Linked DNA regions of Homo sapiens: region 1 is linked to region 2. Evidence: chromatin loops called from intact Hi-C (ENCODE). Cell type or tissue: dorsolateral prefrontal cortex. All regions are shown on one strand. Each heading gives the region's core, and the rest is flanking DNA. Links, peaks and the distances in the headings are about the cores only. Region 1 overlaps GPATCH8 (G-patch domain containing 8). Region 2 overlaps GPATCH8 (G-patch domain containing 8).

The links. A loop is a pair of places that touch in the nucleus more often than their neighbours do. Peaks named below come from ENCODE experiments on the same cell type or tissue, not always from the same donor. Only the 100,000 strongest peaks of a DNase experiment are listed, where the experiment ranks them.
Region 1: it touches region 2 in a loop (2.3-fold over the local background); 2 of 110 quality-filtered maps call a loop at or near these places.

What each region holds. Positions count from the first base shown.
Region 1 is chr17:44,479,593-44,490,728 of GRCh38, reverse strand. The region is part of intron 1 of GPATCH8 (G-patch domain containing 8); the gene reads left to right. Among named protein-coding and RNA genes, the nearest start is that of GPATCH8, 18 kb to the left of the region's middle. In dorsolateral prefrontal cortex, for the core only: no CTCF peak of the experiment used is centred there; no DNase peak of the experiment used is centred there.
Region 2 is chr17:44,398,821-44,405,578 of GRCh38, reverse strand. It overlaps GPATCH8 (G-patch domain containing 8), which reads left to right. Exons shown (of 8, transcript NM_001002909.4): 8 at 4,126-6,758. Among named protein-coding and RNA genes, the nearest start is that of ITGA2B, 13 kb to the right of the region's middle. RefSeq lists a silencer at 4,924-5,387. In dorsolateral prefrontal cortex, for the core only: a CTCF peak has its summit at 5,142 (motif pointing left); no DNase peak of the experiment used is centred there; H3K27ac peaks cover 382 bases.

The DNA.
Region 1 (11,136 bases), core at 4,578-7,077, 84 kb before region 2:
AGTGGAGGCAGTTGAAGGAAAGTCAGTTGGGTGTATGCATATAATTTAAAATCTAATACTTTTTTTTTTTTTTTAGAAAAGCTAGATTGCTTCCAGTCTGACCCTTTTGAACTTAAATTCCTGATCAGCATAAATGAAAAACTATATTTCAACTTTGAAAGCATATAGTATTCAGAAAGGAAGTGTTGATTTAGATAATGAAATAAGTGTTCCAAGCAGTCATCATTTTTTTAAATTTAAATTTTATTTTTTACCTCCCTCAGCTCATACCTACAAGCAGTCATTAAAACTAAATTTTAGGAATGCTGTAATATAGGACCTATGAATTTTTATTAGGATAACCATGAGTTTTAGTTTATACCTTTTGTCTTGGAATAATTACTGTTAGCATCTTTTGTTTTTTCTTTTTTTGTTTTTTTCTAAGACAAGGTCTTGCTCTGTTACCCAGGCTGGACTGAAGTGACAAGATCATAGCTTACTGCAGCCTCCAACTCCTGGACTCAAGGGATCCTCCCCACTCAGGCTCTTGAATAGCTGAGACTACAGGTGCACACCATCATTAAAAAAAATTTTTACAAAAATTAAAAAAAATTTGTAAAGATAGGGTGTCCCTGTGTTTCCCCAGCTGGTCTTGAACTCCTGGGCTCAAGAGATCCACTTGGCTTCCCAAAGTGCTGGGATTATAGGTGTGAGCCACTGCACCCAGCCTTACCCCCCATTTTATTCTCGAAGTGGTTTGTATGATATATGATCATCTAGATCTAAAGGAATTTCAGAGATCTAAGTGAGGTTTTGAAGGGAAGGTACAGCAGCAAAAAATACCTTTCAGATCCTGTTGAGGCCTTCAGATAATCAGACGCCATACTGAATGTTTTTAGAAAGAATGATCCTGATAAGTCTAAGTTTGTCAGAATGACTCAATTTTGGTGGGGAGGTGGGTTAGGAGGCAAGAAATAAAATATCACCACTACTATCATTGTCATCATTACTACTACTATTATTATAGTTGTGCCCTTGGGGTTTGAAATCACATTTTTCCTCCTTCCTCTTTTTGTTTTTCTAGTATAACATTCAAAAGGGACAAAAGGCAGCTGGGGGCGGTGGCTCACGCCTGTAATCCCAGCCCTTTGGGAGGCCGAGGCGGGCGGATCACCTGAGGTCGGGAGTTCAAGACCAGCCTGGCCAACATGGTGAAATCCCGTCTCTACTAAAATACAAAAATTAGCCAGGCATGATGGCGGGTGCCTGTAATCCCAACTACTTGGGAGGCTAAGGTGGGAGAATTGCTTGAACCCAGGAGGGGTAGGTTGCAGTGAGCCAAGATGGCACCATTGCATTCCAGCCTGGGTGACAGAGACTCCATCTCAAAAAAAAAAAACAAAAAAGAGGGGGTGGGGACAAAAGGATTCAGAGTGAAAAGAAAACCACTTAGTTAACCTTCCCAAAGACAACCCCACTATTTCCAATTGCATGGTGGTTCTTTCACAGAGTGCTTAGTATATTATCCATATACTAAGCATTATGCACTCTTAACTTTCCCAAAGGGTAGCATGCAAGCACATTTTCTAGCAGTTTGATTTTTTCCTCTTAATTGTATGTCCTGGAGATTATTCCATAACTGGAAGGTTTTTTGTTTTACTTTTTGTTTGTTTTTGTTTTTGTTTTTTTTGAGATGGGAGTCTCACTCTGTCCCTCAGACTGGAGTGCAATGGGGCAATCTTGGCTCACTGCAACCTCTGCCTCCCGGGTTCAAGCAGTTTGATTACAGGCACCCGCCATCATGCCCAGCTAATTTTTTTATTTTTGTAGAGATGGGGTTTCACCATGTTGGCCAGGCTGGTCATGAACTCCTGACCTCAGGTGATCCACCCGCCTCGGCCTCATGAAGTGCTGGGATTACAGGCATGAGCCACCGTGCCTGGCCTGTTTTTTGTTTTATTTTAAAGTAATTTTAGATTTGTAGAATAGTTACAAAAATAGTACAAGAGAATTTTGGTATACCACTCACTATATTCCCTACTACAGTATCCATACACTAACTATAATACAATTATCATGGGCCATGTGTGGTGGCTCACACCTGTAATCCCAGCACTTTGGGAGGCCGAGGCAGGCAGATCACCTGAGGTCAGGAGTTCGAGACCAGTCTGGCCAACATGGTGAAACCCCGTCTCTATTAAAAATACAAAAAGTTAGCTACGCTTGGTGGCACGCACCTGTAATCCCAGGCTACTTGGGAGGCTGAGGCAGGAGAATTGCTTGAACCCAGGGGGCGAAGGTTGCAGTGAGCCGAGATCATGCCACTGCACGCCAGCCTGGGTGACAGAGCAAGACTCCATCTCAAAAAAATAAATAAAATAAAATAAATTGGTCTGGCGTGGTGGTGCACACCTGTAGTCCCAGCTACTCAGGAAGTAGAAGATGCAGTGAGCTGAGATTGCGCCACAACACTCCAGCCTGGGCGACAGAGTGAGACTCTGTCTTAAAAAAAAAAAAAAAAAAAAAGGGTCAGGCACGGTGGCTCATGCCTGTAATCCCAGCACTCTGGGAGGCCGAGGCAGGTGGATCACGAGGTCAGGAGATTGAGACCATCCTGGCTAACATGGTGAAACCCCTTCTCTACTGAAAATACAAAAAATTAGCCCGGATGTGGTGGCGCACTCCTGTAGTCCCAGCTACTTGGGAGGCTGAGGCAGGAGAATCGCTTGAACCCAGGAGGCGGAGGTTGCAGTGAGCTGAGATCGCGCCACTGCACTCCAGCCTGGGTAACAGAGCGAGACTCCGTCTCAAAAAAAAAAAAAAAAAAGCTAATTGGTTTCTTTAACGTTAACACAAAAACATAAACACCATCAACTCCCTCATATTTTGCTGTAAAAATAAAATATTAACAGCAATCACTAATCCCTGGTAGTGAAGCACAAAACATTTTCCACCTACCCCCAACATAAATGTAGTCTCATCACAATGACAGGAACACCAAGTAAAAGTAAACAAAATACTAGGTGTCACTGGGGTTGGTGATAACTTTTCAGATGGAAAACCAAAGGCACACCCATGAAAGAAATAATTGGTAAGTTAGACTTTATTAAAATTTAAAACTTCTGTTCTGCAAAAGACACCATCAAGAGAAAGAGAAGACAAGACAGTTTGGCAGTTTCTTACAAACCTAAACCTATTTTTTACCGTTCAATCCAGCAATCATACTCCTTAGTACTTAACCAAAGGAGCTGAAAACTTAAGTCTACACAAAAACCAAAAACATGGATGTTTATAGCATTCTTTATTTGTAATTGCCAAAACTTGGCAGCAGTCCAGATATCCTTCAGTAGGTGAATGGATAAGTAAACTGTGGTATACCAATGGAATATTATTCAGCCCTAAAAAGAAATGAGCTATCAAGCCAGGAAAAGACATGGAAGAACCTTGGATACTTATTCAAGAATATGTGAAAGAAGCCAATTGGAAAAGGCTACATAATGATTGCAAATATATGACATCCTGGAAAAGGCAAAACCGTAGAAACAGTAAAAAGATCAGTGATTGCCAGGAGTTTGAGGGGAAGAAAATAAAGGGATGAACAGGTGGACACTGTGGATTTTTTGAGCAGTGAAATTATTCTCTATGATACTATAATGGTAGATAAATGTCTGTATACATTTGTCAAAACTCATAGAACTACATCAAGAGTGAATCTTAATGTACTATGGACTTTGGCTGATAATGATGTGTCAATGTTGGTTCATCTATTGTAGCAAATGTATTATAATAAATGTGCAGGATGCTGTGTCTATACTTTCAGCTCAACTTTGCGATAAACCTAAAACTGCTTGAAAAAATAAAGTCTGTCTATCTGAAAGTAATCACAAAAGTTAATAATTACAATAAACTCATATTCAGTATTTCTAAAGCACTTCTTCCAAAGAGCATGTGTAATTTAAAACTTTACTAAAAAACTGAAAGGTAACAAATTGAAAACAATGATTACCTCTAAGAAATGAAACGGAGAAAGGAGGGCTTTCTTTCATGTTTTACTTGTTACAGTGTGGCCTAAACTTTTAACAATACCCATTTTACATTTGTATTATTTGTGTTTAGTAGTATATTTTAATAAAGGGGGCCACAATATACTAAAAAATTAAAGACATTGCTTGCACAACCTTTCCTCACCTGTGACCAGGCTATCAGACTAGATGACATATTTAGAGGTAAGATTAAAGTTATTACAAAAATTGTTAAAAAAAATTTTTTTTAAGTTCTCCCTATGAGCTCAGTCTAATAAAATGTCTCAAGAAAAGCATTTTACAAAAAAATGCCCTTAATGGGCATAATTTTAACAATGCAAATCACCTTTAAAAGACTGTGTGCCTGTAATCCCAGCTATTCTGGAGGCTGAGGCAGCAGGACTGCTTGGGCCCAAGTTTGAAAACAGCCTGGGCAACACAGGCTGTTAAAGAAAAGAAAGAAAAGAAAAGAAATGGAAAAAATGGAGAAAGGGGAATGGGCAAGAGCAAGAATGTGAAAGAACTGAGTCTTTACCTTGGTTAACTTGAATAAAATAAAAACTGTCTTGTATGAACCAGCCTCTTTTCATTTTATTTACATAGGCAACATGGTGGAACCCCGTCTCTACCAAAAACAAAACAAAAACCACATTAAACAAACAAAAATTAGCCAGGTGTGCTAATACATGCCTGTAGTCCCAGTTACCTGGGGGGCTGAGGTAGGAGAATCAGTTGAGCCCAGGAAGTAGAAGCTGCAGTGAGCTGTGATTGCACCACTGCCCCGTAGCTTGGGTGACAGGGAGACCTTTAGTTATTCTAAATAAACACATAATATTCACTAGTGTACTAGAAAATGTTCTTATATAGGGCATATAGATGAAGAAAGAGTACCTGGACTTAAAGAACATGCTTTATGGTAGAGGAGATAAGTAAACAGGGAGTCACAGTACAAGTACCATAACGAAGGTATAAACATAAAGCTAAAGGAGCACAGAGAAGGAGTGTCAGACAAGACTTCAAAGTAAAAGTGAGTTAAGTGAGTTGGTCTTAGGGCTGGGGGCATAGGAAGAGTGTGGGGACACTCTCATTGAGGGAATGGTAGCCTGGCCAGATTTGCTTTTAAAAACTTTATTAGAGGCTGGGCGGGATGGCTCACAGCAGGAATCCCAGCACTTTGGGAGGCCAAGGTGGGAGGATCGTTTGAGCTCAGGAGACGGAGTCTGCAGTGAGTCGAGATTGTGCCACTGCATTCCAGCCTGAGTGACAGAGCGAGACCCTATCTCAAAAATAAACAGAAAATCAAACATTAGTAAAGGCCAGGCGCTGTGGCTCAAGCCTATAATCCTAGCACTTTTGGAGGCCGAAGCAGGGGGATCACCTGAGACCAGGGGTTTGAAACCATGCTGGGAACATGGCAAGACTCCAAGTCTACAAAAAAAAATTTTTAAATGAAAACATTAGACGGGTGTGGTGGCTTGCACCTGTAGTCCCAGCCACTTGGGGGGCTGAAGTGGGAGAATCACTTGAGCCCAGGAGGTGCGGTGAGCCAAGATTGTGTCACTGCACTCCAACATGGATGACAGAGTGAGACCTTGTCTCAGAAAATAAAAACAGGCTTGGCATGGTGGGCTCACACCTGTAATCCCAGCACTTGGGGAGGCTGAGGCGGGCGATCTCTTGAGCTCAGGAGTTCGAGACCATTCTGGGCTACATGATGGAACCCAGTCTCTAAAAAAAATACAAAAAAATGTAGCCAGGCATGGTGGCATGTGCCTGTGGTCTCAGCACTTGGGGAGCTGAGGTGGGAGGATCACTTGAGCCTGGGAGGTTGAGGCTTCAGTGAGCTGAGATTGAATCACAAACAAATACATAATAAAAGTTAGACAGAGGGTCCCACTATGCTGCAGGACACATCATAGCACTTATGATACATTGAAATATCAAATTAGGGCGAAATTTAACATGACAATTACAACATTAAGTTTTACTTTTTAAAAGTTTTTTGAAACTCACAGCCAAAAGAAGCCTAAAGTGACATGACAACAAAATGTAATGTGGTATCCTCTGTGGGATCCTAGAACAGAAAAAGACCATTAGAGGAAGTCTAAGATAATCTGAATATAGTATGGACTTTAGTTAATAATAATGTGTCAGAGTTGGCCTCCCAAAGCATTGGGATTACTACCTACCCACCTGGTGTGAACCACCCACCACACCTGGTTTGCCCGTGTTTTTTGTAGCCAACTTTTCAGCAGCAAAAGTGTGACTCTGGTGTCAAATATTGAGAAGCCAGGCAAGAAAATTAGGTGGTCTGTTACTTTAAGCTTTAAAAAGTTTCATATAACCTTAATGGATATTTTGATGTTATTTTGTGTTTACCTTTGAGCTTTTAAAATGAAAACTAAATGTATGTTTGAATCAACGCCATTTAAAATAAATTTCTGGGCTGCGCATGGTGGCTCACACCTGTAATCCCAGCACTTTGGGAGGCTGAGGCAGGCAAATTGCTTGAGGCCAGGAGTTCGAGACTAGCCTGGCCAACATGGCGAAACCCTGTTTCTGCTAAAAAATAAATAAATAAATAAATTGGTCTGGCATGGTGGCTCACACCTGTAATCCCAGCACTTTGGAAGTCCGAGGCGGGCGGATCACGAAGTCAGGAGATCAAGACCATCCTGGCTAACACAGTGAAACCCTGTCTCTACTACAAATACAGAAATTAGCTGGGTGTGGTGGCATTTGCCTATAGTCCTAGCTACTCGGGACGCTGAAGCAGGAGAATCGCTTGAACCTGGGAGGTGGAGGTTGCAGTGAGCTGAGATCACGCCACTGTGCTCCAGCCTGGGCAACAGAATGAGACTCTGTCTCAAAACAACAACAACAACAACAACAACAACAACAAAAACAACCAAACAAAAATTAGCCGAGCCTGGTAGTGCATGCTTGTAATACCAGTTTCTTGGGAGGCCGAGGCACAAGAATTACTTGAACCCAGGGGGCAGAGGTTGCAGTGAGTTGAGATCGTGCCACAGCACTCCAGCCTGGGTGACACAGCAAGACTCTGTCTCAAAAAAATAAAAAATAAAGTAAATTTCTGATTAAATATTTTGAATTTTATTTTAAAATGCAGTAAGTATGAAATTCAAAAGAAAAAAATGCAGTTAAAAATAGCCTACCTCGGCCAGTCGCGGTGGCTCACGCCTGTAATCCCAACACTTTGGGAGGCCGAGGTGGGCAGATCACAAGGTCAGGAGTTCAAGACCAGCCTGGCCAATATGGTGAAACCCCATCTCTACTAAAAATACAAAAATTAGCCAGGTGTGGTGGTGGGTGCCTGTAGTCCCAGCTACTCAGGAGGCTGAGGCAGGAGAATGTCTTGAACCCGGGAGGCGGAGGTTGCAGTGAGCCGAGATGGTGCCACTGCACTCCAGCCTAGGTGACAGAGTGAGACTCCATCTCAAAAAAACAAAAAAAAGAAATGAGTGTCTAAGAGATATGAGAGGTAGGCTGTATATATATATATATATATATATATATATATATATATATATTTTTTTTTTTTTTTTTTTTTTTGAGACGGAGTCTCACTCTTTCGCCCAGGCAGAGTGCAGTGGTGCTGTCTCGGCTCACTGCAAGCTCCGCCTCCTGGGTTCACACCATTCTCCTGCCTCAGCCTCCTGAGTAGCTGGGACTACAGGCACCAGCCACCATGCCTGGCTAATTTTTTGTATTTTTAGTAGAGACGGGGTTGCACCGTGTTAGCCAGGATGGTCTCGATCTCCTGACCTCGTGATCCGCCTGCCTCGGCCTCCCAAAGTGCTGGGATTACAGGCGTGAGCCACCGCGCCCGGCCTAGACACCCATTTCTAAGAGTTAACTTCTACTACAAGCTTCTAATGTATTCTAGAGCTGCTCTGTACATGTTTTTTAGTTTAGTTTTGAAAATTAACATGCAGTAGTATTGACTTATTTGATATGGATTTCTATGAATTTATTTTTTGATAGAAATATATTTTTTTTAATTTTACTTTAAGTTCTGGGATACATGTGCAAAACATGCAGGTTTGTTGCATAGGTATACATGTACCATGGTGGTTTGCTGCACCTACGAACCCGTCATCTAGGTTTGGTTTGGTTTTTTTTTTTTTTTTTTTGAGATGGAGTCTGGCTCTGTCGCCCAGGCTGAAGTGCAGTGGTGTGATCTCGGCTCACTGCAGCCTCCGCCTCCTGCATTCAAGCGATTCTCCTGCCTCAACCTTCTGAGTAGCTGAGATTACAGGCGCCCGCCACCACACCCGGCTAATTTTTTTGTGTTTTTAGTAGAGACGGGGTTTCACCATGTTGGCCAGGCTGGTCTTGAACTCCTGACCTCAAGATCCACCTGTCTTGGCCTCCCAAAGTGCTGGTATTACAGGCATGACCCACTGCGCCCAGCCTCGTCTAGGTTTTAAGTCCCGTACGCATTAGGTATTTGTCGTAATGCTTTCCCTCCCCTTGCCCCCCACCCACTGACAGGCCCCAGTGTATAATGTTCCCCTCCCTGTGTCCATGTGTTCTCATTGTTCAGCTCCCACTTAAGAGTGAGAACATGGGGTTATTTATTTTTGAGACAAGAGTCTCACTCTGTCGCCCAGGCTGGAGTGCAGTGGCGACACCTTGGCTCACTGCAACCTCTGCCTTGTAGGTTCAAGCGATTCTCCTGCCTCAGCTTCCTGAGGACCTGGATATCAGGCGTGTACTACCACACCCGGCTAATTTTTCTATTTTTAGCAGAGATGGGGTTTCTCCATGTTGGCCAGTCAGGTCTCAAATTCCTGACCTCAAGTGATCTGCCTGCCTTGGTCTCCCAAAGTGCTGGGATTACAGGTGTAAGCCACCATGCCCAGCCTAGTTCTATGAATTTTAACACATTTATAGATTCTTATAACTGCCACTACAATCTGCCTATGGAACAGGATTTTAATTTAAGTATTCAAAAAATACATTTTTTAGAGGTGAAATACAGAAATATTTAGCCTGTTTTCACCATTTTTCAAAAAATTTAAGTACAATTAAGATACAGTGAAATTCGCCCATTTACATGTACAGTTCATCAGCACCATAAGACGGTGAAAAAAAAGTACAATTTGAGTATTGACAAAACGCATCATAGTGCAGCCACCACAACAACCAGTGTATAGCTTCTGACAATCACTGATCTTTTTCTTTTCTTTAGCTTTGTTTTTTCCAGAATGTCCTATATATGGAAGCCTTTTGAGTATGGCTTCTTTTCACTTAGCATAATTAATTTGAGATTCATCTCTGTTACTACTTGTATGAATAATTTGTTTCTTTTTAGTGCCAAGTAATATCTCATTGTATGGGGTATACCATAGTTTTTAAAGTTCATTTCTCAGTTGACATTTGGATAGTTTCTAGCGTACAAATAAAGTTGTTAAAAACATTCACAGACAGGTGTTTTAAGTTGAGTGTACTATTTTATGTTCCCATCAGTAATCTATGAAAGTTGCTCGTCTGAAATTTTATCAGAGGAGGGCTCACGCCTGTAATCCCAGCACTTCGGGAGGCTAAGATGGGCAGATTGAGCCCAAGAGTTCGAGACCAGTCTGGGCAATATGGCAAAACCCCATCTCTACCAACAATACAAAAATTAGCTTGGTGTAGTGGCGTGCACCTCTAGTCCCAGCTACTCGGGAGCCTGAAATGGGAAGGATTGCTTAAGCCCCAAGGAGGGTTGAGGCTGGAGTGAGCCATGATGGTGCCACTGCATTCCAGCCTGGACAACTGAGAGAGACTGTCTCTCCAAACAAATGAAGTGGTATTAGGTTGTTTTTTTTTGTTTTTGTTTTTGTTTTTGAGACTGGAGTCTCACTCTGTCACCCAGGTTGGAGTGCAGTGGCGTGATCTCGGCTTACTGCAACCTCTGCCGCCCGGGTTCAAGCGATTCTCCTGCCTCAGCCTCTTGAGTAGCTGGGATTACAGGCGCCTGTCATCGTACCCAGCTAATTTTTTTTTTTTTTGCCCTTGTTGCCCAGGCTGGAGTGCAATGGCGCGATCTCAGCTCACTGCAACCTCCTCCTTCCGGGTTCAAGCGATTCTCCTGCCTCAGCCTCCCGAGTAGCTGGGATTACAAGCATGAGCCACCACGCCTGGCTAATTTTTTATTTTTATTTTAGTAGAGACGAGGTTTCTCCATGTTGGTCAGGCTGGTCTTGTACTCCCGACCTCAGGTGATCTGCCCTCCTTGGCCTCCCAAAGTGCTGGGATTATAGACGTGAACCACCGCGCCTGGCCAATTTTTGTATTTTTTAGTAGAGACGGAGTTTCACCATGTTGGCCAGGCTGGTCTTGAATTCCTGACCTCGTGATTCTCCTGCCTCGGCCTCCCAGATTGCTGGGATTACAGGCATGAGCCACCGCGCCCTGCCGCATTTTTTTTTAAATGCCATTTTAATAGGCATGTGGTGGTAATACATTGTGATTCTAGTTTGTATTTCCTTAATGGTTAATAATGTTGAATGTGTTTTCATGTGCTTACTTGCCACCTGTATGTCATTGATGAAATGTTTAAATCTTATGCCCACTTTAAAAATTGGGTTGTTTTTTTCCCCTCTTTTGAGAATTTTGTGTATTTTCTGGATACAGGTTTTTAATCAGGTATGGATTTGTTCAGCATTCATTGGTTTCTGATTTTTTTTTGAAAAGGAATAAGATTTGTAAATATTTTCTCCCAGTCCAGCCTATCAATTTTTTTTTTTTTTTGAGACGGAGTCTTGCTCTGTCGCCAAGCTGGAGTGCAGTGGCGCAGTCTCGGCTCACTGCAACCTCTGCCTCCTGGGTTCAAGCAGTTCTCCAGCCTCAGCCTCCTGGGTAGCTGGGATTACAGGCACGCACCACCATGCCCGGCTAATTTTTGTATTTTTAGTAGAGACAGGGTTTCACCATGTTGGTCAGGCTGGTCTCGAACTCCTGACCCTGTGATCTACCCGCCTCGACCTCCCAAAGTGCTGGGATTACAGGCGTGAGCCACCTTGCCCAGCCATCAATTTTTTATTCCATATATTGATTGTGCTTTGGGGTTGTCTCTACGAAAATATTTGCCTAGCCTGTGGTCACAAAGATTTTTCTCTTGTAT
Region 2 (6,758 bases), core at 3,707-6,206:
GAGCCAAGATCGCACCACTGTACTCCAGCCTGGGCGACAGAGCAAGACTCTGTCTCAAAAAAAACAAAAGTGGCCGGGCATGGTGGTTCACGCCTATAATCCCAGCACTTTGGGAGGCCGAGGCGGGCAGATCACCTGAGGTTGGGAGTTCGAGACCAGCCTGACCAACATGGAGAAACCCCGTCTATACTAAAAATACAAAATTAGCCGGGCGTGGTGGCACATGCCTATAATCCCAGCTACTAGGGAGGCTGAGGCAGGAGAATCGCTTGAACCTGGGAGGCGGAGGTTGTGGTGAGCCAAGATTGCGCCATTACACTCCATCCTGGGCAACAAGAGTGAAACTCCGTCTCAAAAAAAAAAAAAAAAGAATTATAAACCTTCAGTTTTTATTAATTGACAGATAACAACTGTACATATTCATAGGTTACCTAGTAATGTTTCAATACATATAATATATAGCGATCAGATCAGGGTAATTACCATATCCATCATCTCAAACATTTATTATTTCTTTGTGCAGGAACATTCGGTATCCTCTTTCTAACTATTTGAAACTATATAGTATTGTTAACTCTAGTTATCCTACAGTGGTACAGAACACTGGAACTTACTCTTCCTAGTTAGCTGTAATTTTGTAACAAATCTCTCCTTCCGCCCTTCCCAGCTTCTAGTATCCTCTGTTCTACTTTTTACTTCTATGAGATCAACTTTTTTTTTTAAGCTTCCACATATGAGTGGCAACCTGCAGTGTTTGATTTTCTGTTCCTGGGTTACTTTACTTAACATAATAATTAGTCCTCCAGTTCCTTAAAATGTTTAATAGATCCTTCTTTCAAACTAAAAGCATATCTATATAATTATAGTATAATATACTGATTAAGTTTGTGTATTTTTGAGGCCATATTTTTCTTACTATTTATGTGACTTAATGAAATTATATCTAAACTCTCTATGCCTCAGTTTCCTTATCTGTAAGATAGAGATAAGAACAACTTACAGTTGTTGTGAGGAGTGATTATTACCTCAGAAATGCTTGAAGGGATGCCTAGCACATCAAAGATTCTCAATAAATCAATAAATTATGACACTATTACAATGATTCCCATTTTCTAACATTTATATTAAAAAGCATATGCTGGGCATAGTGACTCGCACCTGTAATCCCAGCACCTTGGGAGGCCAAAGTAAGAGGATCACTTGAACCCAGGAGCTCAAGACCAGCCAGGGCAACATAGGAAGACCCTGTCTCTAAAAAAAAAAAATCTTAAAAATTAGCCGGGCATGGTGGCACATGCCTGTAGTCCCAGCTACTCAGGAGCCTGAGGTAGAAGAATCACTTGAGCCTGGGAGATCAAGGCTGCAGTGAGCTGTGATCACAGCACTGCACTCCAGCCTGGGTGATAGAGCAAGACCCTGTCTCAAAAAAAAGAATCCCCTTTTTATTCAGTTTGCGGGGCGTTGTTTTTTATTTGTTTGCTGTGGAGTAGGTTTCATAACACAGTGTAAGTATTTCTTGCTCTCCAAATCTGTTGAGTTCTCATTTTCCAGTAGCAATAGTTTAGATAGCAAGAGATTACACATTGGCCGGGCACGGTGGCTCACGCCTGTAATCCCAGCACTTTGGGAGGCCGGGGTAGGTGGATCACCTTAGGTCAGGAGCTTGAGACCAGCCTGACCAACATGGTGAAACTCTGTCTCTACTAAAAATACAAAAATTAGCCGGGCATGGTGGCGTACGCCTGTAATCCCAGCTACTAAGGAGGCTGAGGCAGGAGAATTGCCTGAACCCAGGAGGCAGAGGTTGCAGTGAGCCAAGATTGTACCATTGCACTCCAGCCGGGGCAACAAGAGCAAAACTCCAGCTTGGGAGAAAAAAAAAAAAAAGAGAGATTACATATTGTCTGAATATACTTATCCCTGAGTTGAGGAAAGCTGTTAGCTAGGGTTTGGATAACAAGGACATCATATAAATAGGTCTCTGATTCTGTTTAGTTCTTGATTTGGAATTTAAGGGTATAGTGTACGCTGTATAGTGTACAAACTATAAAAATTGCAAGCCAGATGCGCAGTGGCTCACATCTGTAATCCCAGCACTTTGTGACACAGAGGCAGGAGGATCACTTGAGGCCAGGTGTTCAAGACCAAACTGGTCAACATAGCAAGACTCTGTCTCTGCAAAATTTTTTTTTAATTAGCCAGCATGGGCCGAGCATGGTGGCTCAAGCCTGTAATCCCAGCACTTTGGGAGGCCGAGGCAGGTGGATCACGAGGCCAAGAGATCAAGACCATCCTGGCCAACATGGTGAAGCCCATCTCTACTAAAAATACAAAAATTAGCTGGGCATGGTGGTACATGCCTGTAGTCCCAGCTACTTGGGAGGCTGAGGGAGGAGAATCACTTGAACCCGGGAGGTAGAGGTTGCAGTGAGCCGAGATCGCACCACTGTACTCCAGCCTGGGCAATAGGGTGACACTGTCTCAAATAAATAAATAAAATTAGCCAGCATGGTGAGGTGCACCTGTAGTCATAGCTACTTAGGAGGCTGAGGTGGGAGGATTGAGCCAGGAGTTTGAGACTGCAATGAGCTATGATCATGCCACTTCACTCCAGCCTGGGCAATGCAGTTAGACCCCACCTCAGAAAAATAAAACTTTCAGGCAAGATCATCAGTTTAAAACTATTGAGGCTCCTTGATGTTCCTTTTGTCAAAGATGAAAGTGCTCAGGTAACATTATGACTGTAGTACTGAATGCCCAGAAACTGCCACAAAACCAAAGCAAATGCTTGTTACGGTACCCAGGAGATAGGCATGGACTTTTTAGTTTCTGTGGCAGACATGCTGACCACAGACTGCCATAAGTAGCACAGTGGAAGTTTCTATGTTTAACTCAGAATATGCAAATTTTTAAAAAATGAAATTTGAAAGCATGGGGAAATTTTTATTTTTATTTTTTTTAGAGGTGGGGTCTCACTATGTTGCCCAGACTGGTCTTGATCTCCTGGCCTCGAGCAATCCTCCCTCCTCAGCCTTCTGAATCACTGAGATTACACATGTGAGCCACCCTGACCCAGCAAGAGTTTTTCTTTAATTGAATGAAATAAAACCTATGTGAATACATGTACAGCCATACATTAGATAACATACTGATGGACAAAATTATAAAATAAGAAATGAGATCAGAAACATAGTAATGATGGGCTATTTCAGTCGTGACATAAGTCTTACTTTTTTTTTTTTTTTTTTTTTTTTGAGACAGAGTCTTGCTCTGTCACCCAGGCTGGAGTGCAGTGGTGCTGCGATCTCAGCTCACTGCAACCTCTGCCTCTCCCAGGTTCAAGTTATTCTTCTGCCTCAGCCTCCTGAGTAGCTGGGATTACAGACGCCCGCCACCACAGCCAGCTAATTTTTGTATTTTTAGCAGAGGCGGGGTTTCACCATGTTGGTCAGGCTGGTCTTGAACTCCTGATCTCATGATCTGCTCGCCTCCACCTCCCAAAGTGCTGGGATTACAGGCGTGAGCCACTGCGCCCGGCCTGTACTTTATTTTTTATTTTTTTTTTTAATTTTTTTGAGAGGGAGTCTCGCTCTGTCACCCAGACTGGAGTGCAGTGGCGTGATCTTGGCTCACTGCAACCTCCATCTCCCAGGTTAGAGCGATTCTTCTGCCTCAGCCTCCCAAGTAGCTGGGATTACAGGTGTGTGCCACCATGCCTGGCTAATTTTTGTATTTTTAGTAGAGACAGGGTTTCACCGTGTTGGCCAGGCTGTTTACGAACTTCTGACCTCAAGCAGTCTGTCCACCTTGGCCTCTCAAAGTGCTGGGATTACAGGCATGAGCCACCACACCCAGCTTTTTGTACTTTAGACAGCTTAAGGAAAAGCTATGTAATAACTGGCTGGCCCTGGGAATTTGGTAGGTTAACAGAATGAGTCTTTGCCTAACCTCCTCTTAGAAAGTCGCATTTGTTAGTATAGGGCTAGGGAATATGACCACCACTCACTGTCTTTGAGACCTACCTATAATGAATGATAGGATATAAGAGATTAGTATTTTATAAGGTTTATGAAATGTACTCCTAAACCTGCTTTTTGTTTTTTATTTTTCTAAATCATCATGTAGTGCACCTGGAAGTGGTCCCATGTTCAAACCAACCACAGTGGCTGTAGATGAAGAAGGTGGAGAAGATGATAAAGATGAATCAGCTACAAATAGTGGCACAGGTGCCACTGCTTCTTGTGGCCTGGGATCTGAATTCTCCACAGATAAAGGAGGCCCTTTCACTGCAGTACAAATCACTAATACCACTGGACTGGCCCAGGCTCCTGGGTTAGCCTCCCAAGGCATCAGCTTTGGCATTAAGAATAATCTGGGGACCCCATTGCAAAAATTGGGAGTGTCATTTTCTTTTGCCAAAAAGGCTCCTGTCAAACTCGAATCAATAGCATCAGTTTTCAAGGACCATGCGGAGGAAGGGACCTCTGAAGATGGAACAAAACCCGATGAGAAGAGTTCTGACCAAGGACTGCAGAAGGTAGGAGACTCTGATGGGAGCAGTAATCTTGATGGTAAAAAAGAGGATGAAGACCCTCAGGATGGAGGGTCCCTTGCCTCAACATTATCCAAATTAAAAAGGATGAAACGAGAAGAAGGAGCTGGGGCTACAGAGCCTGAGTATTACCACTACATCCCCCCAGCACACTGCAAAGTAAAACCTAATTTTCCCTTTCTACTTTTTATGAGAGCCAGTGAACAAATGGATGGTGATAATACTACACACCCAAAGAATGCCCCAGAGAGTAAAAAAGGCAGTTCTCCCAAGCCTAAAAGCTGCATCAAGGCGGCAGCAAGCCAAGGAGCAGAAAAGACAGTTAGTGAAGTCTCTGAGCAGCCGAAGGAAACCAGCATGACCGAGCCCTCAGAACCAGGAAGCAAAGCTGAGGCAAAGAAGGCCTTAGGAGGGGATGTAAGTGATCAGAGTTTAGAAAGTCATAGTCAGAAGGTTTCAGAGACCCAAATGTGTGAGTCCAACTCTTCTAAAGAAACCTCTCTGGCCACCCCAGCAGGGAAAGAAAGCCAAGAAGGACCCAAACATCCTACTGGTCCCTTCTTCCCAGTTTTGAGCAAAGATGAAAGCACTGCCCTCCAGTGGCCATCAGAACTATTAATTTTCACCAAGGCAGAACCCTCCATTTCATACAGTTGTAACCCTTTATATTTTGACTTTAAACTTTCAAGGAACAAAGATGCCAGAACTAAAGGAACAGAAAAACCAAAGGATATAGGAAGCTCCTCAAAGGACCATCTCCAAGGCCTAGATCCTGGTGAGCCAAATAAAAGCAAGGAAGTGGGCGGAGAGAAAATAGTACGTTCCTCAGGAGGCAGAATGGACGCACCTGCTTCAGGGTCTGCCTGTAGCGGCCTGAACAAGCAGGAGCCTGGGGGTAGCCATGGGTCTGAGACAGAAGACACAGGGAGAAGCCTTCCCAGCAAGAAAGAACGATCTGGGAAGTCCCACCGGCACAAAAAGAAAAAGAAGCACAAAAAATCCAGCAAACACAAACGTAAACACAAGGCTGACACAGAAGAGAAAAGCTCTAAGGCAGAGTCAGGGGAGAAATCTAAGAAGCGCAAGAAACGAAAACGAAAGAAGAATAAGTCATCAGCCCCAGCAGATTCTGAACGAGGACCCAAACCAGAACCCCCTGGGAGTGGCAGTCCCGCACCACCAAGAAGAAGGCGGAGAGCTCAAGATGACTCCCAGCGGAGATCCCTCCCAGCTGAAGAGGGGAGCAGTGGCAAAAAGGATGAAGGTGGGGGTGGTAGCAGCTCCCAAGACCATGGTGGGAGGAAACACAAAGGTGAACTTCCACCTTCATCCTGCCAGCGAAGAGCAGGCACCAAACGGAGCAGCCGGTCTAGCCATCGGAGCCAACCCAGTAGTGGAGATGAGGATAGTGATGATGCTTCCTCACACCGGCTGCACCAGAAGTCTCCATCCCAGTACAGTGAGGAAGAAGAAGAGGAAGATTCAGGCAGTGAGCATTCCCGCAGCCGCTCAAGGTCTGGCCGGCGCCATTCCTCGCATCGTTCCTCCCGGCGTTCTTACTCAAGTAGCTCAGATGCCTCTTCAGACCAGAGCTGCTATAGTAGACAGCGCAGTTACTCTGATGACAGCTACAGTGACTACAGTGACAGATCACGAAGGCACTCCAAGCGCTCCCATGACTCAGATGACTCAGACTATGCCAGCTCCAAACACCGATCAAAACGGCACAAATATTCATCTTCTGATGATGACTATAGCCTCAGTTGCAGCCAGTCCCGAAGCCGATCTCGGAGTCATACCAGAGAGCGCTCAAGATCCCGGGGCCGCAGCCGCAGCAGCAGTTGTAGTCGTAGTCGAAGCAAGCGGAGAAGCCGTAGCACCACAGCCCACAGCTGGCAACGGAGCCGGAGCTATAGCCGGGACCGCAGCCGCAGCACCAGGAGCCCTTCCCAGAGATCAGGCTCCAGGAAGAGATCATGGGGTCACGAGAGCCCTGAGGAGAGGCATTCTGGGCGTCGGGACTTCATTCGTTCTAAGATCTACCGCTCCCAGTCCCCCCACTATTTCCGATCAGGCCGGGGAGAAGGTCCTGGGAAGAAAGATGATGGCAGAGGAGATGACAGTAAAGCAACAGGTCCACCTTCCCAGAACAGCAACATTGGCACAGGAAGAGGGTCAGAAGGTGACTGCAGTCCTGAAGACAAGA